Regions from separate parts of the Mus musculus genome. Here all the other regions are linked to region 3. A link is a loop called in an ENCODE intact Hi-C map of the cell type or tissue named here. Cell type or tissue: heart. All regions are shown on one strand.

What was found. A loop is a pair of places that touch in the nucleus more often than their neighbours do. Peaks named below come from ENCODE experiments on the same cell type or tissue, not always from the same donor. Only the 100,000 strongest peaks of a DNase experiment are listed, where the experiment ranks them.
Region 1: it touches region 3 in a loop (4-fold over the local background); 9 of 42 quality-filtered maps call a loop at or near these places.
Region 2: a loop joins it to region 3, with 11 times the contacts of the local background. A loop is called at or near these places in 2 of 42 quality-filtered maps.

Annotation. Positions count from the first base shown.
Region 1 is chr8:33,793,329-33,801,328 of GRCm38, reverse strand. Rbpms (RNA binding protein gene with multiple splicing) reads left to right here. Exons shown (of 8, transcript NM_001042674.2): 7 at 6,179-6,247. The coding sequence ends at 6,241. Among named protein-coding and RNA genes, the nearest start is that of Smim18, 50 kb to the right of the region's middle. In heart, a CTCF peak has its summit at 3,857 (motif pointing left); DNase peaks (open chromatin) are centred at 160, 1,119, 2,518, 3,838 and 1 weaker place; H3K27ac peaks cover 3,716 bases.
Region 2 is chr8:33,216,655-33,224,654 of GRCm38, reverse strand. No RefSeq gene overlaps it. Among named protein-coding and RNA genes, the nearest start is that of Gm33281, 71 kb to the right of the region's middle. In heart, a CTCF peak has its summit at 4,025 (motif pointing left); no DNase peak of the experiment used is centred here.
Region 3 is chr8:34,061,364-34,069,363 of GRCm38, reverse strand. Gm40487 (a long non-coding RNA gene) reads right to left here. Exons shown (of 3, transcript XR_870314.2): 2 at 5,858-6,100; 3 at 4,793-4,989. Among named protein-coding and RNA genes, the nearest start is that of Gm40486, 9.5 kb to the right of the region's middle. In heart, CTCF peaks have their summits at 3,213 (motif pointing right) and 4,262 (motif pointing right); DNase peaks (open chromatin) are centred at 3,253, 3,823 and 5,963; H3K4me3 peaks cover 398 bases; H3K27ac peaks cover 2,244 bases.

The DNA.
Region 1 (8,000 bases), 270 kb after region 3:
TGCCCTGTGACTGCGCCACCCTGCAGTGTGCTGCCTCTTACACGATTCCCCTCCCCCACAGCCACACCAGCACACACCCACCTGTAGAAAGCCAATCCTGGCAGGAGGCACCAGGCCACTAGGACATCCCAGAGACCAGCATGGTGCTTTTGATTCCACACAGAACCAGGACCCTTTTGTGGCCTTCTGTCACATAAGCTGCAGAAGAGGAGGCCCTGTGGGCCCTGGCGCCGCCTTCCACGCGCTCCTTCTGTTTCCTGGCTCAGGTCATGTCTGCCACCTTAGAAGGATTGAGTAGAGCTGTGATCCGAGCCCAGGAACTCTGCTCCTGGCTAAGGAAGCCCTCTCTCTGTCCTTGTGACCTTGTCACTGTCACAGCGCTGGGATGTCGCCTGTGATCCCAACCTTCAGGACCTAAAAGTAGGAAGGTCACTCACTAGTCAAGATCACGAGTCTCCCAAACAGGAAAGCAACCGTAATTTTGTTGTTTGGTTTTGGAGACAGGGTCTCACTCTGTGGTCCAGGCCATTCTCATTTATGATCCTTTTGTTGTTGTAGAGGCCTCCTGAATGTGGGGGTCACAGGCAGGCCACCACCCAAAGCTCACAAAAGGGATTTTTTTTATTAATTATTACTTTTTGTGTGTCTGTGATTGTGTGTTTGGGCGCCTGTACTGTGCTGCACACCGAGAGGTCAGAGGGCAGCTTTGTGAGCTCCAGGGCTTGAACTTGGGTTTTCTGGCCTTCCCCCCCCCTCCCCCCCAAGCTCTCTGTTTGCTGAACCACTTAGCTAGCCCCATCTGTAGACAGGATTCTTTTTTTAATGACAGCTGCTACCCGAACTGTTAAACCTGGTATCGTAGGCACGTGTCCTCCATCCTCCTGCCCCTGCGTTTCTTTCTGTATAAGCAGAAGAACGAACATCTGTCACGTAACGTTAATTTGAGGGGAAGAGTACCACTGTGTGTGGCATTCGGGACTCACTAAAGAGCCTCTCCGCACCTTGCCTTTGCCAGAGCGGGGCCTCTAGTTACTAGAGGCTCCCAGTTACCACGGTGAATGGGAGGAATGTGTAGAACGGGAACATTGGAGCAGCACCTGGTGAGTGGGTCCTTTGGGCTGCACCTGTTGGGGCCAGGGGTGACAGAAAGAGCAGAAGGAGTGGGCGCATCGCCCCGAGCTTTGCCGTGAGGGCAGAGAGGCACCAGATGGTCCATGGTAGGTTCTAGTTGCCTCTTGAGGCTCAGGCTCCCAGGTACCCACTATGTGACTTTCGGGGTTCCACTGTGAGTTCTAGTTCAGCTTCCCTATGCCAGGGATGCAAGGAAACTTTGTGATTACCCAACACCAAGCTTCCTAAGAGGGGACCTTGAACTTTTCTCTTTGAGGAAAACAAGTTTTGACAGAGCAAAAGGAAAATTGACTCCAAATGGCATCATGTTTTATTCAGAGCGTGCATGCCAGGGTGGAAGGCCAGGACCCAGTGACAGGATGGGAAAGTGGGGCACCCCAACTTTAATCTTCATACATTGTGCACGAGCTCTGCCCGCTTGACTAAGCTCAGCGCCCAGGGACCTCTAATGGCCCTTGCTAGCAAACATAGTTAAAAATTAACAAGCTGACAAGATTAAATACGGATGGTAAGCTGCCACTGTGGACCGAATCTGACGCAGAGTGTTACATGCTTGGGTGCTCTCGACCAGAGTGGCGTCCCAGCGAACTGGGAGACACTGGAGCACATTCCACACACCTGCCTGGACACAGGACCCTAACTTGTGTTCAGAACAGCCTGGTGGAAGAGCTGAGACTTGAGAGAGGGATTGGTCTTTGAGGAGGGGGCTCATGATTCTAGGACCTTGACTGTGAGGTTCACAGGCCAGCGACTGACACACAGTCATCCTGGCTAGCCATCCTTGAAGAAGCAGCCTTCTCCAGCTGAGACTGTTTGGTATTTTGAGATCGTGTTTGCCATGGCTTCAAGGCTGGCCTCAGACTCACAGCAATCCTCCTGCTTTAGCTAGGATTATACATATCATCCTATAGCCAAGAAGTTCTCACTTGGTCCTTCTCCAGCTGCTGGGATGAATAGGATGATGGACTGATGCCTTGGACCAATTCATACAAATCGCAGGAATGGAGCTCAGGGTATCAGTCAGGGGGTGGGCTTGCTTTGGGCTCTGTTCCATGGCCACTAGACCAGGAAGATTGGATGCCACACTGGATTCAATCTCATCACCACTGACCGGGCCCCAAGCTGGCTTTTCTCAGCTCCATGGGTATAGCTGGCAGAGAATCAAAAGATTGTGCGGTCAGATGACCTTGGGATGCCCAGGGAATCAGTGGAACAAGTCCCTCCATGTCACAGCAAACCCTGTTACACACTGCTTTGTGTTTGTCAACCCCAGGACACGGTGTGTTGCTCTCAAACTGTCTGGGTTGGAGAGCCTTTCCAGCCGGGTCTTTTTCCAGTCACACTTTTGAAGATCTAAGTCAAGAGTGGGTACCTCATATCTGGATTAGTGCGTGCCAGCAGCCCAGAGGGCACTTTGAAATGCAAGTGAGATGGGTCAGCAGGTGAAAGTGCTTGCCACTAGGCAAGCCAACTGGGCCAGGCTGTCCTCCTTCCTAACACACATAGAAATAAATCCATGAACAAATAAACGGGGTCTCTTGGTTTGAAATGACTTGGACCATAGCCATGGAATGACTGCATTTCTTAAAGGCCAAGGTAAGCCCAATGGCCCAGGGACAGCAGAGGAAAAAGCCACCAAAGGGTATCAGCTAACTGTACTGATCGCCCTGCCCTGCCTTCCTCATCACTCTTGGAATCTAAAGAGGACAGTGGTACTGGTCACTAGAGAGGGGACCATCAAGGCCAGTGACTGTTAGCCCTGCCCTGTGTTGCTCAGTGTACACGAGGTGCCAGGGATGGTGCACTGAGTGGGAGTTCCACCCTGGAGACAGTCAGGCCTTTTTGTCCTTGGCCTCGTCATCAGAAACATATATTCTGTGCGGTGCTTAGGTGTCGTGTTCAACTCTGCATCTTTCCCAAGTATTCACTATCGACTCCAGCGTGATTCTTTTCTCCTCCTGATTATTCATGGCCCAGGTATCTGCTCTTCCTGTCTGGTCTGTCACCACGTGGGATAGTGTGGAGCCTGACAAAGTTGCCTTTCTGTGAGAAGTGTTTGAGTGTGAGTCCGTACAGTGTGGCTGCAGGCAGTGAACTGAGTCACTGTGCTGTTCTGTTTCAGGCCTCTAGGCTTCTTGGTCTGCTACACTTGACACTGTCTCTGTCTGGCGCACACTAAGTCAGGGTTTGTGTTAGTTAAATATTTTGTTAGAAGTTCTCATTGGGGGCCTCAAAGCCCTGGGATTATATATAGGCATGTGAGTAGTGTGTGAGTAGTGTGTGAGTAGTGTGTGTGTGTGTGTGTGTGTGTGTGTGTGTGTGTGTGTGTGTGTGTGTGTGTGTGTGTGTTTTCCTGCACGTTTCTGTTGATAGTGCAGAAATCGCCAGGGTTACCCCAGCTCTTCCATGGCTTCAATGTGTGCACTTAACTGTTCTGAAGAGCTGAGCTTGAGCAAGTCTGGAGTAGCCTGTGGCCCCTGCAGTCAGTGATAATGAGGAGTCTAGCAGCCTCCAGGACATGGACAGGAGTGACCTGGGGCCAAAAGCTACAGCCGAACAAACAGCCCAAAATGCAGTAAAGGTGAAGCTGTTGCGGTTAGCACCAAACAGCTTGTTCTTCTGGGCCAGCTGCCCATACTCCTGGCTACGCCCCTCGCACTCGGTCCCTCACTGGGTGCAAGAACAGGAAGCTGCTCTGTTTGGCCTGGCATGCGCTGCCCCCTGCAGGAAGGCGGGTGCCTCGCGTGTCTGAAATTCAGCAAGAGCCAGGCTGTCTTGGCCGGCAGATGTGGGAGTCCATCTTTTCTCCATCAGCGACTGCATGATTGAGGGTGCTTGAGTGTGTGAGTGTGTGCGTGTGCGTGTGCGTGTGTGTGTGCGTACGTGTGCGTACATGCATGCACACACTCGCTCACAAAGGGTGGTGGGGAGTACTGAAGTGAGAGGCAGCCTGGGAGGCTAGGGTGGCAGACAGCAAGGACCCCTCTTTTTCTTAGTCACCTTCACCAGTTCCAAACCCATGCCATCTACCCTGCAGCTCACTGTCCTCCCTGCCAGCCCCTCCCTGTGACCCTCTTGGTGAACACTATGCCACGTTGGCCGCAGGGCCTTACATCCCCACCCCACACCCAGGCCGCACAACTGCCACCACTGCTCCACACTGACACAGTGCACATGGACCATTTCGGGTTTAGGTTCCCAGCATCCCTGGCCTGAGGGCTCTGGCCCCGAGGCTGCCCTTTCCCAGCTGTCTCAGGAAGGCAGCCCCAGCTCTGCTCTCTGCTTAGTGAGCAAACGGACTGAGACGAACAGCCATGACCAAGGGTAGGTACGTGCTGCTTCTGTCTTCCACCTTCCTGCTCCTGGTCTCTAGCCTTCCTAACCCACGTCTTTCCACATTGTCCCCTCTTGTCTGTCTGTCTGTCTGTCTGTCTGTCTGTCTGTGGGTCCGTTTGCTCTACAGACACTCAAGTGTGGGTGTTTAGTCTGTCTGTAAGGATGTTTCTGATCTCTTACCCCGTCCTGCCTGGTGGGAAAGATGCCTGCCTGGCTTCCAGGATCTTTGGGGGCTCCGATGGCTCCCAGCAATATAGCTTTACCCTCACAGTATTTGAGGAAATAACATCTGACACAGTCCCTGAGGAAGCGTAGTGTAGAAGATGGCCTAAGGGATGTCTGAGGTAGATGCTGATGTACCAGAAGCTGACACCTTATCCTTAGGGGTTGGTTTGGTTTCTTTGGGGCCACAGTTGGCCCCTCCTGTTCTGCACTGGCAGCTAGGGGACATGGCTGCTATTGTGGGGTCCTTGAGTCAGAAGGAAAACACGAGGAGCTCTTGGGGACCAGGGCAAGAATTAGTTTCTCCCTAGGACCCAATTCCTTGGCTTCTCAGCCTTTAGAGCTCGGCAAGATCTAGCAGAGCCTGGTTCTGCCTTCTGAGCTGGACTCTGGGACGGCTTGTTTCCCACCCTTGTGAAAGAGAGAAAGCGGCCAGTTTCCATCAACCCCACAGTGCACGAGTCTTCAGAGGGTTGTCTGTGAGTTGCCTCTGGCCCAGGTGTCCCTCCACCACAGCCAGAGTGGCTCCGTCTTCAACTTGATGTTTCAGGAGCCTGAGTAAACCTGTCTCCTGTTGAGGTCTCTCCCCTCTTTGCTGTCCTTTATGTCTTCCTTGTCCCCAGAAGCACTTTTCTGTGTTGCTCATTGCACTCCATGGGAGGCCACCCCTCTTACTTAACAATGGGAGAGGAGCTAGCCTGGTAAGCCCAGCTCTCTGGAAGCAGAGACAGGGAACAGGAGTTCAAGAGTAATTCATGGTGAGTTAGAGGCTAGCCTAGGCTAAGGAAGACAGACCTTATCTCAAAAAAAAAAAAAAAAAAAAAAGAATGGTGGGTGGGGACATGGGTAAACATGCCTCCTTCTGCCCAACGGGTTATAGACAAAACTGGCATTGTCAGCGGATGGGTGGTAAGGGTGACACATATGTGCCCTTCTATTGTTCAGATTTTGTGTAGTGTAAGATCCCAGAGCGTCCTTCCGGGTGGAAAGAGTGTCCCTCAGTCTGGCTGTGTTAGGTTGGTTAGAAGAGGCAACACTACTGTTGACCTTTGTCCAGCTCTGTCACAGGCTACGGGTGCCTCTTGGGGCCTGGTGAACACAGCATGCCAGAAAGCTGACCCTTTTCCTGAGAGAACAGGCTCTCAGAGAAGGTTCAGTTCCATTCAGGCGGGTCATGAAGTACCCTTCCCTTTGTTTACATTTTGTTTAACTAAGTCTCCCAGCTTGGGAAGAAGTATAGAGAGGAGCTTTGAAAAAGAAGTGGTAGTTGACAGAACCCTAATACTGGCTGAAGTGGGCTGCCCTGTGAATGTGTCTGGTCTTCATAAGGCATGTTAGACATTCAGGATGCTGCTGTGGGACTTTTCTACCCCTGGGCAGGAAATGCCACCCTGGCCAGTGTGAATTGACCCGTCTTGGAGAAGCAACAGGGTCTGAAGTCCCAGAATGAGGTGGGGCCCCTGCCTCACGGCCTCTCCTGTCTTTTCAGATGCGCTGGATCCCTCCCTCCGAGGCCACTTCCCAGGGCTGGAAGTCCCGGCAGTTCTGCTGAGGCTGTGTAAGTACCCTAGGGCATGGACGGTCAGCGCACCTAGCCCATTCTTGGCGGATATCTGTAATCCGCAGCTTCCTCCATCCGAGAAGAACTGGGGCATGTCTCCTGAGCATCCACCTGCTGTGGGACCATGAGGAGCAGGCCCAGCACGGGCCAGCAGCAGTGCTGGGGTCTACGGACCAGGCATCAGGGAATTCAGTCACTCAGTTGTGCTTCACCTGCTCTTAGCATTGACAGAAACCCATCCCGATCCCATCACCCGTCCTGGCTCTATATCAGGACACGTCACACCCGAAGGCAAAGGCGCTGGCGCCAAGGCCTGCTTTAAGACTGTAAGACCCAAAAAAGTAGCTTTTCAGTATTTTTAGGTTTGTTCCTTACGTGTATGATGTTCTTGTTTCGTTTTGGTTTTACCTACATGAGTGCACATGCACTACATGCAGTCAGTAAAAGCCCAAAAGAGAGTGTTGATCCCTGTAGTGTAGAGCTGTAGGTGTTGTGAGCCACCATGTCGGTTCCGGGAACCAAACTCTGGTCCTATACAAGAGCAGCAAGTGTCCTTACCCAGTGAGCCATCTCTCCAGCCCTCACTTAAAAAAGAATGTTTTTTTTCCATTTCCATTTATTGAATTTGAATTTTTCTAAACATATTTCTGATCACAGTTTCCATCCCCAACTCCTCCTACCTCCCCACCCTCCCAATAGAAAACAAACAGAAAAACTAGAATTAAAAAAAGAAAAAGGAAAAAAAAACCCACAAGAAACATGGACACATACACAAAACATATCCTGTATAAAAAAAGAAACTATAGTTAATATACAAGCAAAGGACTAGTAAGATGAAAATGCCCAGACAAAGCAGTAGGAGGCAAGAAAAGTCAACAGAAATACCACTGAGTTTGTTTTATGCTGGCCAAATGCTGGTCATGGGGCCTGCCCTTAAGTGTGGTAAAAACAATGTCCTAAAAGGGCATCTTTGTGCCAAGTTAGGCCTAACTTCAATTCAGACAACAGTCAGATGGATTGTTTCTTGTAAAGTCAGAGTGTCCACAAAACCCCAGCTGCCTTCTGTAGTTGAGCATCTTGACTGAATTTCTGATTAAGCATGAAGCACCATACTTCTGGCTGTATGTAATTTGATGGGGATTCTGACTAAAATGAAGTGTCGCCATCCTGGGCAGCTTCTTGCTCTTTATGAAGCAGGAAGGGAGAGGAGCAGCTGGCAAGGGGGCGGGGGGCAAGCTTGGGTCCTGGTGGGTACTCATGCTCTCCTGGCAGGGGTGCTGGCCCATGTGCTGATGCTGACAGTCACAGGCTCTCAGAGCCCTTCTGTGTAGGCTACATATAACTGTTGTTCCCTTCTCCTGCCACAGAGCCAGAGTCTCAGTCCTTTGGTAGGTCTTTGACAGGGCCTTAAGCGGCCCCCATGTGTTATGAACAAGCCCTAAGGTACTCTACATATTTGTAAGCACTCTTGGAGAAAGGAAATAGGAATGGTGGAGGTGGGCTAGCCTTGCCTTCCTGAGGAGAGAGAAGAGCCCTGCAACTTACTTCCCTCAGGCCCCTTTGGCCTGAAGACCGAGGTGGCAATGGCTCAACTTACAGCATCAATGCTCAGTGTTGACTACACTTGCGGAGTCCTCACCTTGGAGGAAGGCCAGTGTTTGCCAGCATGCTCCTGACCTGTGGCAGGGAGCTGCCACTCAGCAGGAGTACATGTAGTGTACTCAGTGTGGCCAGAGAGCCACCCGGCTTC
Region 2 (8,000 bases), 840 kb after region 3:
AATCTATGGTTCCAGATTTCTTTCCTAGGGTTTCTATCTCCAGTGTTGCCTCACTTTGAGTTTTCTTTATTGTTTCTACTTCCCTTTTTAGGTCTAGTATGGTTTTGTTCATTTCCATCACCTGTTTGTATGTTTTTTCCTCTTTTTCTGTAAGGACTTCTACCTGTTTGATTGTGTTTTCCTGTTTTTCTTTAAGGACTTGTAACTCTTTAGCAGTGTTCTCCTGTATTTCTTTAAGTGATTTATTAAAGTCCTTCTTGATGTCCTCTACCATCATCATGAGATATGCTTTTAAATCTAGGTCTAGGTTTTCGGGTGTGTTGGGGTGCCCTGGACTGGGCGAAGTGGGAGTGCTGGGTTCTGATGATGGTGAGTAGTCTTGGTTCCTGTTAGTAGGATTCCTACGTTTACCTTTCACCATCTGGTAATCTCTGGAGTTAGTAGTTATAGTTGACTCTGTTTAGAGATTGTTCTTCTGGTGATTCTGTTACCGTCTCTCAGCAGACCTGGGAGACAGATTCTCTCCTCTGAGTTTCAGTGCTCAGAGCACTCTCTGCTGGCAAGCTCTCTTACAGGGAAGGTGCGCAGATATCTTGTTTTTGGACCTCCTCCTGGTCGAAGAAGAAGGCCCAAAACAGGGCCTCTCTCAGAAGCTGTGTTGCTTTGGCAGTTCCCAGAAGCTGTCAGCTTCTGTGGTGCAGACTCTCACCTGTGCAGACTAAAATCCTAAGTTCCAGGGAGTCCTGGAACCAAGATGGTGACCGCTGCTCCTGAGGCTGAGGCCGTCTCCCGAGCCAGGCGGACACCTGTCCTCTGGTCCGGATGGTGGCCGGTTGTCTGCGGCCCGCCCAGGCTGCTGCCTCAGCGGCTCTGTGCTTCTGCCCGTCCCAGAAGCTGTCCGGTTCTCTGGCGCACCCTCTAACCTGTTCAGACTAATTTCCTAAGTTCTGCTGAGTCCCGGAACCAAGATGGCGACCGCTGCTGCTGAGGCTGAGGCCGTCTCCCAAGCCAGGCGGACACCTGTCCTCTGGTCCGGATGGTGGCCGGTTGTCTGAGGCCCGCCCAGGCTGCTGCCTCAGCGGCTCTGTGCTTCCGCCCGTCCCAGAAGCTGTCCGGTTCTCTCTCCTTGGGACTCTTAACTGGTATCTTTGGTATTTTCCAACAAAGCCCTCCCCACTTCCTTGAGTTGTGGTTTCTTCCTTTACCCCCTTACTCAGCTACTCGGGGCGCCAGAGTCCTCTACCCCTACGTGGTGTATGACCGTGGGCCCGAGAGCACTCTTGAATAAAAGTCCTCTTGCAGTTTGCAGCAAGACCGTTTCTTGTGTGATTTGGGGTGTCGCCACTCCTGAGTCAGAACGTGGGGGAGTCCTCACGTTGTGGGTCTTTCATTTTGTCCACAGCTGTGTCTCTGCTACCTAGAAAAGAGGAGTACCAGGCAGGAAAGCAGGCAGTGTGCACTGAATGAGTAGGAGGATCCACAGGTGACTCTGATGAGCCTTAGCTTACAGGGCACCCCCTGAGTGAACCATGCGGGAATCGATGCAAAAAGCAAGATGAATTCATTGTTCCAGTGCACTGGGGCCCTCTCAGACCAGTGGAGAGGCGGAGACCCCACGCAACTCGAATGAGCTTTTTATACAGTTTTCAGGGCAGCAGCACAATGTGATTGGTAGAACAGTGTGACTTTTTAAACTGCTTGGTCTTTAGGGGATGAGGTGGCAAGGACTTCCCTTGTCTGAAGGTGGGTAAAGATCCGTCCTGTGGAATGTGTGGAATGTGTTGGTACCACACACACACCCACCCCGCCCTGTCCCCGCTGTGGTCTGAGAAATGTTAATTAGCCTCTCCCTCCCAGAGGGGCAAGTGTTCCATGACCGTCCCAAAGTTCCCAAGGTGATGGTTTCATCAGGATCTAGCCTAAGCTGTTTCGGCTGGGGAGGCGTATGGATCCTTCGTCATCTCTACAATTCTATCTAGATGGGTCGGTTACATCTGGCTTAAAATTGCATGGACCACAAAGCTTCCCTTTATAACTCTAGCCGTCAGCAACACATACTATAAAGTTCATACGTAGCTCTGCTACATATTAGCTAGGTGATTGGGTAGATCCCTTAGAAACCCCAAGCCTCATTTAAATACTTTTTTTTTTTTTTTTTTTTTTTTTTTTGGTTTTCGAGACAAGGTTTCTCTGTATAGCCCTGGCTGTCCTGGAACTCTGTAGACCAGGCTGGCCTCGAACTCAGAAATCCACCTGCCTCTGCCTCCCAAGTGCTGGGATTAAAGGCGTGAGTTTAAATACATTTTAATGTAATGTCTAGCTGGAGCTAGCTTACCGGGAGTCCTTATAGTTAGCATTCAGTCTAAGCTCTGCCCTACAGTTACCTGGCAACAGCCAAGTATGCCTGACTTACTATATAAAAAGGGCTGCTTGCCCCCTATGCTCTCTCTTGTTCTCGCCTCTCTCTCTTTCTCCTCTCTTGCTCTTGCCTTTCTGCTCCTGCTCTCTCCTTTCATCCCTCCAGCACCCCCCACCCCAACGTGCTCATGGCTGGCCTCCACTCCTCTACTTCTCTACTCTTTCTCTCTGCCTTTCTCTGCCTCTACTACCCTCTTGGCTCTCCTCCCCATGCCCTGAATAAACTCTATTCTATATTGTACTATGTGGCTAGTATAGGCACATCCCTCAGGGGGAAGGGATGTCTCAGCATAGACCGAGCTATCCCCTTTCCCCATACTCAACGACACCTCCATAAAACATATTTCTCCCCTCTCTTTATCTTTTTATAAACACATCAGTTACAATGTGTATAGATAGTTTAACAATTGATTTGGGCACAGTACTTGAGAGGTGGATTGAAAAGGATCAAGAGTGGTGTGTAGTGACCAGACTGCAGTGGGAGCCTGCCTGTCTCAAACAGATAAGCAAACTGTCCCTAGTCTAGTTGTTTTCTCCCTTGTAACTGTAGAAGCATCTACCAGAAAGCATCTACAGTCAGCAGCTGGGTGTCCAGAGTAAGGCCCATGTCACAGACACTGCTTTCCAGGTCCTGCTCCTCTCTTGTACTTAGCCAGAGAAATCTGTGTCCCCAGCCTGAAGAAGACTGTTGTTGCAAGGCAGCTTTATTGAGAACCTACTACGCACCAAGCATAGTTCTGGAAGCCACGGACACAGTAGTGACCAAAGAAAAAGCAATGTGGTTCCCCTTAGAGTAAGGAGAAGATGTGGGGGTGGGTAGTTCACATTGAGTATGGGGAGACCCTGTTGAGTTGTGAGAATTAATTGACAGCGTGTGATGTGAGTCCAGCCTTGAGCATGATAGTCCACCATAAGCCTCTTTTATTAAACTCACTGTATAAAAGAGGAAACAAGCTTAAGAGCAGTTGATGAATAGAATGCGCTTTTGAATAATAAGCAGTAGCCATTCTCATTCTCCCTATGGGAAAGCTGCAGGAGAAAACAGAACGTTGTCTAATGGCTTGATGTAAAGGGGGCAGCTAGACGACTTTGACATTTAGGGGCACTCAGCTAGATCTCTTCCTGTACCAACATAATGCTTTTTGTTTAACAAACAAACAAAATTACAGAGGGGTGGACATCGCAGAAGGAGTTATCAAAATAATTAGAACAACAGGCTGTTTTCTGTGAAATAATCTGGTTTGTGGAGTGGATACCCATTAAATCTCAGCCTGAAGTATAAATTACATTTAATCCTTCCAAGGCTCATCACTAGCTGATTATGGGTTGGGATATTTAAACTAAGACAGTGTTGGACACTGAGCAAGATACATCTTTCACTGGGGCTCTGCAAGCCTTAGAGAGGAGAAGGGCTTAAAAAGCCCCCCAAGCTCCCTTCATTCTGGCTGGGGTAACATTATTTTTATTGAGTCATTTTAGTTTTATATTATTTTAAGCGTCCTTTAAAGACATGTGAGCCCATGCTCCCTCACGTTTGCTTTGGCTTATTTCCACACTGGCAAAACGAGCTAGCAATTTACCACACTGTTTCAAGACTACCATCTGCTGGTTGAAATTGGCAATTTCAGGCAATATGGTTTGTAGGAAAAGCAGGATTATCTTAGGCTTAATTTACTTTGGGTTGATTGACTAATCAATGGAATCACTTATCTAGTACAAAACTTAAAGTCGAGAGGGAACGATTTCTGTAATGGGCAACGAGGACTCAAAATGTTTAAGCTTATAACCTGACTTTAGGCAGTTCAACAGACACCCACTAAAGAACAAACGGGACAACTAGCACAAAGAAAGCAGACCCGTGTCCAGTACTTGTGGTGGGTCATTTGGATATGGATAGAGAAACATGGAAGTCTTCAAAATCTTGACTGATTAGGCATAAATGAAAAAAATATAGACACCAAATAACAGTGTTCAGGACTCCTGGCAAGAGTGCTAAACTCATCTGCGCAGGAACTTGGCCAGCTTCTCAAAGATGAGGTCTCTCCCATCTGAGAAGGTAAGGACTAGCCAGATGTAAAATAGAAAAGACATTTCAGGTGGAGGGAACAGCCAGCCGGCACACAGAATGGTGTCTGGAGTGACAAGATGTTCCATTTCTCCAGAGGGTAAAGCGCAAGGTGGGCTGTGCCTTGTTGGAAACCAGCAAGCAACCCGCCAGGACAGGAGACTGCCTGGCCTGGAATGGGTTGACATGGGACACAGAGTTGGATGTAGAGATAGTTTTAAACACTGATAGTCTCTGGCCTTTAAACTTTAACTATGCTAAATGCTGAAGTCGCTGGCTTCTAAAAAATCCTAATAACTTTCTCGCTTATTCTGAGGCTGACTTGGACGATTAACAGCTGTAGTGTAACGGAGGTGGGGGGTGGGGGGCAGGGGATTAAGTAAAAGATTAATTGCTAAGGGCTTTATTCTCTCTTGATCAGAAGCCTGGCCTCCCACTTGTCAGGCTGGGAGGGAGGTTTGGAGCAATAAACTTGTATTGAACCAGGAGAAGAGAGTCACTCTCAGAAGGAAAGACTTTTATACAAGCAAATATGCATAAACTCATGTACATTTATATATGAATTCATGCACACACACACTCATACAGCTTCATGCATTCCAGTTAGGTCTAGCTACTGACTTATCTCATAATTACATACTAACACACACACACACATCCAGACTTACATATGCATATGAAACAAAAGACCAACTGCCAGGGCAGAAAGAACTCACTCATTCTGGATGAAAAAAATGAGCTCCAATCTTTATTGCATAGAGAAAGAAAAAGCTTCTACCCTTTTATTGCTAAATAATAAACCCAAGTCTTTGATGAAAAAAGCTTTGTTCTCTTTAGTAAGACTCAACCTGTCTTGCTATTAAGAAAAGACCTGCCGGGTGTGGTGGTGCACGCCTTTAATCCCAGCACTTGGGAGGCAGAGGCAGGTGGATTTCTGAGTTCGAGGCCAGTCTGGTCTACAGAGTGAGTTCCAGGACAGCCAGGGCTATACAGAGAAACCCTGTCTCGAAAAACCAAAAAGAAAGAAAGAAAGAAAGAGAGAGAGGGGGAGGGAGGGAGGGAGGGAGGGAGGGAGGGAGGGAGGGAGGAAGGAAGGAAGGAAGGAAGGAAGGAAGGAAGGAAGGAAAGACCTGTTCCATCCCATGTTAAGAAGCGTGCCTGCTCCTTCTGCTCTCTCTGTGGCTTCTTTTTTGTCCCTCTTTCTGCATTCCGTGTATTGCTCTCTCCTTCTGCCCTTATCTTAATGTCTTCTTTATTTTCGAGGGAAAGTGAAAGGTGGAAAATCTATCAGACTCTATGCTCTCTAAATTTCCAAGTTGCTTTCTTAATTTCTAAGCTACTCTACTCCGCTGCCCTTCTTGCTCTCTCCTCAGTCTTGCTCTCCTCCTGCTCTGATAGAATGTCATGCAATGTAATAATTTCTAGTTTTTTGTGCTTTCTCTAGGGGAATAGAAATGTGTTTTCCAAGCATATTTTCCCCCATAAAATCAAATCATAAATTGAAAAGAAGTTTACCACAGTGGTGTTTACATGTATTTCCATTAAGAATACTTAGCTGGCTAAACATTAAGTTTTTATCACTAGGTCCACAGGTTTGAGGAGAATTAAATATCATTATTTTCATATCTAAGTTGACACTGAAGTTTTGCATAGATAAACCTAGTCAATATTTTATCTTCTGTCCTTGCACCTACAATAAATCATTCTTTTCTTGTCATGATCGTTGGTCAATTGTTTTACAAACTCTTGGAATGTGTTTTAAGTTGTAAAGCCTTCTTTCTATCTCAGAAGCAATTAACTCTTGACACTTGAAGACTGGCAGAGTTCTAATTGCATTTTTCATATCAGAAATGGCTTTAATAACAGTCCTATTATAAAGGGATTAATAATTACTAGTATAATTCTGGGAGTTCTTATAGAATCATCATTAAGAATTAAGAAATCGCTCTCTCTCCCTCTCTTCTCTTTCTGCTGTCACCTTCTCTCTCTGTCTCTGTCTCTGTCTCTGTCTCTGTCTCTGTCTGTCTCTCTCTCTCTCCCAATAAAACCTCTTCCACATGGAAAAATAAAAGAATTAAGAAATCATCTATCTATACATCATCACTACAAGACAGTCCAGCTTTGTTGATCTGCAGAAGTCTGCTCAAAGGGGAGGGCGAATACCCAAGTATTATGTAATATTAATTTTACAAGGATAGGAAAGGCATATCAACTGCAAGAAGCAGTCCTGGGAATTAAATCTCCTTGGGACCTTACCTCCTAGAGCTCACCCATGGTAGATCATGCAAAAGAAGTGGGCCACCTCCAGGAAGGTCCCCTGCTAGCATATCCTAGATGGTTCCCGACACCACCAGAGTTGCTGGGTCCTGAGACTGGTTCCAGCCACTCATTGGCCCGTTTTCTTTTCCCTTCACTGTTTTGATGCTTTCTTTTAGTCACTGGAAGCCCTATGTTGTGTCCCTGTAAAGTCTCTGGCATTTGAATCCCTGGTCCCCAGTTGGTGACTGGGAGGCCTAGGAGATGTGGTCTTGATGGAGGACGTGTGTCACTGGGGCCATACTTTCAAGTTTCAAAAGACTTATGCTATTTTGAATGTTTTCTTTATTCTGGTTTCTGGTCCAAGATGTGAACTCCCAGCTGCCTACTGTCTCTGCTCCCATGTCATGGGATATTATCCTTTTGGAACCTGAAGCCCCCCAAAAGCCCTTCATTCTATAAGTTATGTTTATGTCAGTAATGGTGTTTTATCACAGCCACAGAAAAGTAACTACTATGTCCTTTTTGCCCAGACTTTAGGTCTACTAGCTACCTGTCTCTCTTTGTCCTTTAAGCCATGGTTTGGGTTTGGTGAGATTGCTTACATTGCCTGTGGCCAAACTTAACAACCTGAGTTCAATTCCTGGGATCCACTTGGAGGAAGAAGAGATTTGACTTCAGTAGGTTATCCTCTCACCACACATAAATATGGTATGCATGCTTTTCTCATCCCCTCTAATAATAGAATGGAAAAACAAAAAAATTAAAGAAAAGTTTAACAAGGAAAATTGTATCATCTTTTTATAAGTGATGGTTACTGTATTAAAAGCCCCTGATGGAAAGCTTAAAATGGAGAAATATTTATTTTTGTCTTGTAGTTTCAGAGGGTTTTAGCCCACAGTCTTTATTTCTGCTGCTGTGATAAAATACCCTGACAAAAGGAACTTAGAGGAGAAAGAATTCATTTTTTTTCACAGTTCCAGATTATAGTCTATCATAGGAGGGGAGTCAAGTTGGCAGGAACCTTAAAACTGTCACATTACACCCCACAATTGAAAGCAGTGAATACATGCAGCCTACTTGATGGCTTGCTTACTTTCATTCAACTTGATTTCTCCACTTTTACACAGTTTAGGATGCCCTTCCTAGGGAGTGGTGCTGCCCACAGTGGGCTGAGTCGTCCCACAAATTAAGTCATGGCATTTGTAGTTAAATACTAAACAAATTAAGTCATAGTCAAGAAAAATGTGTATGTGCTCTC
Region 3 (8,000 bases):
TTACTGCTTTGAACAGACACAATGACCAAGGCAAGTCTTATAAAAAACAGCATTTAATTGGTGCTGGCTTACAGATTCAGAGGTTCAGTCCATTACCATCAAAGTGGGAGCATGGCAGTATCCAGGCAGGCATGGCACAGGAGAAACTGAGAGTTCTATGTCTTCATCCAAAGGCTGCTAGTGTAAGACTGACTTCCAGTCAACTAGGGTGAGGATCTTATACCCACACCCACAGTGACACACCCATTCCAACCAGGTCACACCTATTCCAACAAGGCCACACCTTCAGATGGTGCCACTCCCTGGTCCAAGGATATACAAACCGTCACACGGTCCTTCCCAGTCAACCTCCAACTCCATTCACATATTCACACACTGAATCAAGAGCCACTGTCCTGACATCTCCCTGTTGCAGGATTTAACAAGTCCTAGGGATTTGTCTAAGTTAGGGTTTTCGTTGCTGTGAACAGACACCAGGACCAAGGCAAGTCTTATAAAGGACAACATTTAATTGGGGCTGGCTTACAGGTTCAGTGGTCCCATCCATTATCATCAAGGTGGGAGCAGGCATGGTCCAGGCAGGCATGGTACAGGAGGAGCTGAGAGATCTACATCTTCATCTGAAGGCTGCTAGCAGAAGACTGGCTTCCAAGCAGCTAGGATGAGGGTCTTAAAGCCCACACCCTCAGTGACACACCTGCTCCAACAGGGTCACACCTTCTAATAGTGCCACTCCCTGGGCAGAGCATATACAATCACAGGATTCAAATAAACAAAGTCATACAGTATAAGCTTATTGTCTTTTTAAATCCCTATCTCTAATAGGGAGCCCATGTTCATATTCTCCCTGAACAGTCTCTAGAAGAGGGCAGGTGCACATCAAAAAAAAAAAAATAGTGCTGGTGTCTGAGCATACAGGATCAGTTGATCTGGCCTTGAGGATACAGGATCAGTTGCTCCAGCCTTGACGCTTCCTCATCTTGCTCTCCTTCACATGCACCCTTCCCCTCTTCTCTGGATATCATTGCTTCCCATACCTAGAAGCCTGGCATCATAGATAGTTGGTAACAACACCTTCTGCTTCTTTCTCCAGCAGCCAGAGCCAAAGAAACAGAAAAGACCACATACTTTTCAGTGTGCAAAGAGAGAAAGCCCCAGTGACTGGCTTGGGGTGAATCCATCTTCCATCAGGAATATCCTACAAGCCTTTCACAAGCCCTCTGTCTCCAGGTATGAGCCCTTCTGAATAGCTCAGGCTAGACTTGAGCTCTATAGCCCAGCCTGTCTTCAAAGCTACTATCTTCATGCCTCAGCCTCCTGAGTTCTGGGCTACACAGTCCAAGTCTAGACTGGGCCACCTATTGAGATCCACTGTCCTTGGTGGAGTTCTGATGCTTAGTCGAAACACCATGACCGAAAAGCAAGTTGGGGAGGAAAGGGTTTATTTAGCTTACACTTCCACTCTGTAGTCCATCATTGAAGGAAGTCCAGACAGGAACTCAAATGAGACAGAAACCTGGAGGCAAGAGCTGACGCAGAGGCCATGGAGGGACGCTGCTTACTGGCTTGCTCAGTTTGCTTTCTTACAGATCCCAGAATCACAGCCCAGGGATGGCCCCACCCACAAATGGCTGAGCCCTCACTATCAATCACTGCTTAAGAAAATGCCTTACAGGTTTTCCTATCTGATGGAGGACTTTTGTTAACTGAGGTCCCCTCCTCTCAGATGACTTTAGCTTGTCTCAAGTTTATGTAAAACTATGCAGCACATATGAGTGTTCTGCCTCACCGGGCATGGTGGTGCACGCCTTTAATCCCAGCACTCGGGAGGCAGAGGCAGGTGGATTTCTGAATTGGAGGCCAACCTGGTCTACAGAGTGAGTTCCAGGACAGCCAGGGCTACACAGAGAAACCCTGCCTCGAAAAACCAAAAACCGAAAAAAAAAAAAAAAAAAAAAAAAAAAAGAGTGCCCAGGGCCTCAAGAGGAGGAAAAAAGACAGAGTCAGACACCTTGAAACTGGAGTTGAAGTCACTCCGTGAATGCTGGGAATTAAACCCCAGTCCTTTGAAAGAGCAGTGAGCGCTCTTAACCACTGAGCCATCTCTCCAGCCACTCTGAGAGTTACCAGGCTGGTTTTTAGAAGCATCTCCCCCATCCCCAAAACTGAAGAAGAGCCCTGCCGCTGCCCTGGGATGCCTTCTTCTAGTCTGAGGAGATTCTGATTCTTGACAATGCTTTGAGAGAGTTTGTGAACGAAAGTGTTTTGTTACAGCCGGGTGTGGGTCCAGCACTTGGGAGGCAGAGGCAGGCAGATTTCTGAATTCGAGGCCAGCCTGGTCTACAGAGTGAGTTCCAAGACAGCCAGGGCTACACAGAGAAACCCTGTCTCGAAAAAGAAAACAAAACTAAACTAAAAAAAGAAAAAAGAAAAAAAAGAAAGAAAGTTTTTTGTTTATTTTTCAGCTTTCATTTTTTTTCTTTTTTTTTTTTTAAAGATTTATTTATTGATTATATGTAAGTACACTGTAGCTGTCTTCAGACACTCCAGAAGAGGGTGCTAGATCTCGTTACAGATGGTTGTGAGCCACCATGTGGTTGCTGGGATTTGAACTCTAGACCTTTGGAAGAGCAGTCGGGTGCTCTTACCTGCTGAGCCATCTCACCAGCCCTCATTTTTTTTTCTTAATCAAATAACTCAACAATGTCATGACTAACTCCACTGATAGAAATGAGAGAGAGAGAGGGAGAGGGAGAGAGAGAGAGAGAGAGAGAGAGAGAGAGAGGCCAAGCTGTGGAAACAGATAAGGAAATGACAGGAGGAGAGAAGAGAAAGGACCAGAGAGACATCTTACGGCTTGACATGATCAAAGGACAGAAACACATCTATAAAAAGGAGAAACTGGACCCCGAGCTTCAATCAACCTTCTAGAGCAAAACCAGATCCTGAGCCATCCCTCCTCCATTGGAGGAGGGCTGCTTCAGCACCGCCGCCACCGTGGCCGGCCCAGAGCACTTCTCTGTTATTGTTAGTCGTCGTCTGTCCCCCCCCCCGACCCCCCCCCCCCGGCTGTGTCTATCGTTGTTGGGTTTTAGTGCTTCCTAAGTGTGGATTCAGATTTTTAACAGCTGCTTCCTTGATCTCTAAAAAGTGAAGACATTTTTGGCTGAACAGTTTGACTGATTCAAGCTGCAGAATTCCAAACGGCCAGCAGGGGTCAATCAACTAACGTGATATTTTCCCCCCTAACTTTTAAAAAAAAAAAAAAGTTCCATGGAATCTAGGTGGCAGCAATGGAAGTCCTCCTTCACCTGCGCTTGCTTCACGGGCTGTTCAGAGATGTTCTAACATAGTCTTTCTTTCCTTCCATTCATCTTTCCTTTCTTTCTTCCGTCTTTTTTTTTTTTTTTTTTTTTTTGCCATGCTGGGATCAAACTAAGGGCCTGCCTCCTACCTATATGCCAGGCAAACACTCTACTTCCAAGACTACAGCCCATTCCATCACTCACTTTTTACCGCCTGTCTCTTCCCTCCCTTCCAGCCCAGCACCCATTGAATTATCAAAGGCTCCTTGAACACTTCTCATCTATAAGATGCTATGTTTGATGTTTGGGGTATGGAGACAAAAAGGGGACCAGTGATTTCTTCTCTGCTCTAGAGAACTGTCTCCTGTTTGGCCGCAAGGCTAGATGGCTAGAGTAAAGCATTGGTAACATGGCTACGATCCCAACTCTTGGCTTGAAGAAGACGCAACTGACCAGAGCTGAGTGGTCCAGGCTGCTGGCGCTGTTGAGCTCCTTTGGGTCATTTAGGGACGTGGCTCCTTCCCATCATGTTGCATCACAGTTCCTAGGATGTTGTTCTTGGCTGAGTGGTCAAAGCTGGGTCATGACCACCTTATATTTGGTCCAGAAAAAGGGGAAGAGAAAAAGCAGACAGCAAACTGTTTCCCCTTAAGCAATAAGCATGGATGTCACGCTTATCTCTTCTATCCATAAACTAGGGTGGGGACCTAGTCATATGTTTGGCCTTGGCCACAAGGAAGTCTGGGAAATGTAGTCATTTGTTAGGTTGTGATATGCCTAAGGTGTTATTAGTAGTAGGGAATAGCTAGTATCTTATCAGGAACCTCTCCTTCCCTCCCCACTTTCTCTGACTCACAAAGAAAACAAAAAAACAAAAAAATCTTCATATCTTTTTTTTTAAAGATTTATCTATTTATTATATGAAGGTGCACTGTTGCTGTCTTCAGACACCCCAGAAGAGGGCACCAGATCCCATTACAGATGGTTGTGAGCCACCATATGGTTGCTGGGATTTGAACTCAGGACCTCTGGAAGAGCAGTCAGTGCTCTTAACCGCTGAGCCATCCCTCCAGCCCCTTTCATATCTTTTGATACTGCTACCAATTGTAACTTCACCGTCACCATTTAGAAACCGTCGTTCATAGGAACTGGTGGCGAATAGAATATCCTTCAGGGGCTGGTGAGATGGCTCAGTGGGTAAGGGCACCCGACTGCTCTTCCGAAGGTCCGAAGTTCAAATCCCAGCAACCACATGGTGGCTCACAACCACCCGTAATGAGATCTGATGCCCTCTTCAGGTGTATCTGAAGACAACTACAGTGTACTTACATATAATAAATAAATAAATCTTTAAAAAAAAAATTAAAAAAAAAAAAAAAAAAAAAAGAATATCCTTCAGAAGTTTACTGTGAACACCACTTTACTCCCAAGATGCATGCTGCTACCGCCCCTCCAAGGGTAACAAGTCTCACCATGACAACTAAGATGATTAATTCCCAGTAAAATGAGACCCGGACTAGAGATTACTTTCTGTGCATGAGAATGTGACATTTGAGTTGACTCTTTGAAGCATGATTAGAAGCCAGTCAGGTGGAAAAGGAGGAAGAACATTCCAGAGTGCGAACAATCTGTGCAGAGCCCTGTAGCCATGGAGGGTCAACTGCATGCATTATGCAGGGTGAGTCTGGATAGGGAGGCAAGCAGGAAATGGAAGAAAATAAGACTATGCCAGATCTACATTCCAAACTGGAGAATTAGATTTTGCCTTGCTGGGCAAACGCTTTGGCCTATTTCCCCTCGGTGTGTGTGTGTGTGTGTGTGTGTGTGTGTGTGTGTGTGTGTGTGTGTTTTCTTGTTTGTGTTCTCTCTCTCTCTCTCTCTCTCTCTCTCTCTCTCTCTCTCTCTCTCTCTCTCTCTCTCTCTCCTTGTCTGTTCAAGTACACTCACCCATGAGTGTGCTTTTGCAAACCAGAGATCAAGTGTCTTTATTGTTCTCCTCCCGACCTTTTGAGTTAGTCTCCCTCTAAACCTGGAGCTTACCTCTCAGATTAGTAAACTTTGAGGAACCGGCTGTCTATACCAGTGCCTTTCAACCTGCTGGTCATGACTCCCTGGGGTCAGATATCAGATATTTACATTTCAATTCATAGCAATAGCAAATTACAGTTATGAAGTAGCGACGTAATAATGTTATGGTTGGAGGTCACCACAGCATGAGGAACTGTATGAAAGGGCCGCAGCATTAGGAAGGCCGAGAACCACTAGCTATACTCTCCTGACACTAGGGTTACAAATTCTGGCTTTGCTCTCATATGGACCATGCTGCGACTCAAATTCAGGTCCTCGTGCTTGTGTGGCGATCTGTTTACTACCCGGCCATCTTCCCTGGTCCCCATCTTTCCAGTCTCAAGCCTCTCTGTCACTTTAGGGTTAGCTTGTGTGTCTGGCTCTGATGAGTGGCTCCCAATTTTCTGGCATCGCTGAGGATGGCCCAGGAAAGCCTCGAGAGATCAAATTCCCCTCAGGAATTCGCGAGTGGAACTGTTACTCACCTGAACCGCCACGGGCAGCTTAGAAAGCTAATTTGGTCAGGAGTAGTTTTTGTTTTTTTTAAACGACCACAGGCTGAGGCAGGTGTGCAGAGGGAACCGGAATGAGCCAGAAAGGCCTCTTTGGAGTCCATCCCGGTCTCCAGTTCCAGGATGCAGTTCCTTCCCGAGGCTGAGGCACATTTTCCACTTCAAGAGTCCTCCTTATCATCCTCTGTAGCTTCAGCTCCCAGAGCCGGTCATGCCCTGAAAAAAAGTTGAAAATGTTAATTGGAACATTCCAAAAACAATTTACAAATTTTAAACAGCCCACGGGGGAGGATCATGGCTCGGGAGATCACGTGCTTCCTGTGTAGGCAGTGGATCTGGGTTCAGATCCCCCTATACAAAAAAACAGGTGTGGGAAGGGCTGGAGAGACTGCTCGGTGGTTACGAGTACAGACAGCTCTTGCAGGGGACTTTGCTTCCAGCACTCACGTAGAGCGGACTTACAACCAACTGCAACTCCACTTCCAGATGTGACACCCTCAGGCACGCACGTTGGCTACATACATACATGCAGGCAAAACACTCATATAAAACAAGAAATGAATAAATCTCTAAAAAAAAAAGAAAAAAAGAAAAAAAAAGTGGGCTGGAGAGATGGCTCAGTGGTTAAGAACACTGCCTGCTCTTCCAGAGGTCCTGAGTTCAAATCCCAGCAACCACATGGTGGCTCACAACCATCTGTAATGGGATCTGCTGCCCTCTTCTGGTGTGTCTGGAGACAGCTACAGTGTACTTATATATAATAAATAAAATCTTTAAAAAGAAAATGAGAAGTAGGAAGGAAGCAAGAAAAAATATGGTGTGATGGCACACTCCTGTAATCCCAGCACTGGTGGGGTGGAGAGAGGCAAGTCCCTGGAGTCTTCTGGCCAGTCAGTTTAGCTAATTGATGACTTCATCAAAAAGACCTCAAAAAAACAAGTCAGAGGGGCTGGAGAGATGGCTCAGCGGTTAAGAGCACCGATTGCTCTTCCAGAGGTCCTGAGTTTAATTCCCAGCAACCACATGGTGGCTCACAACTATCTGGAATGTCTGAAGACAGCTACAGTGTTCTCATATACATAAAATAAATAAATCTTTAAAAAAAAAAAAAAAGCCGGGTGGTGGTGGCACACGCCTTTAATCCCAGCACTTGGGAGAAAGAGGCAGGTGGATTTCTGAGTTCGAGGCCAGCCTGGTCTACAAAGTGAGTTCCAGGACAGCCAGGGCTACACAGAGAAACCCTGTCTCAAAAAAACCAAAAAACAACAACAACAAAAACATGGCAGAAAGTGATAGAGGAAGATACTTGGTTTGGACTTCAGGCCTCTCTTCAAGCTTGCATACAGACATACTTACACACATGAATACACCGTATACTAAGCTACCACCCACAGAGTAACGATGAGTATACATATTACTATATTTATCCTATTTTACTTTTAATTCACTTTTAGGTTCGAATCTGAGTTGACAGGTTTCACCGGAACATTCTCATTATCCTTTGTCCCTGTTCCCCTCCCCACACACTGCCCCTCCAGTGCTCCCTCTTCCCCGTGCTCCCTCTTCCCTTCCTTCTGCCTGGTCCACGTTTTCCTTCCAATGTTCTCATTTCCCATTTCCCTTAGGACATCTTCCTCCTTTCCCACCATACCCTTTCCAGCTTCATAATCCACAAATATACATATCTAAAGACACATGTTCACAATATGTATTTTTAACTTAAGAGATGGTGCCACATGCCTAGAACTCTAGCACTCGGGATGCTGAGGCAGGAGGATGGTCTGTTTGAAGGCAATGGATAGCCGAGGCTGTACCTTTAGACCTTGTCTCAAAAGCATAGGCAGACACAATAGGATTCTCTGAGAACACAGAGGAAAGATTGAGCCAAGCAAATGCAAGACCAAGCAAGGCTCCAGGTAAGCGACTTGAACTCTTGAACTTCGCAAAACCAAGAGCCCTGTCACATCAGAGGTCTAGGCCCCCCGGGGTGTATCACTGGGAGTAAGAATGAGAGGGAGGAGCCAGGCAGTGGTGGTGCGTGTCTTTAATCCCAGCTTTTGGGAGGCAGAGGCAGGCGGATTTCTGAGTTTGAGACTAGACTGGTCTACAGAGTGAG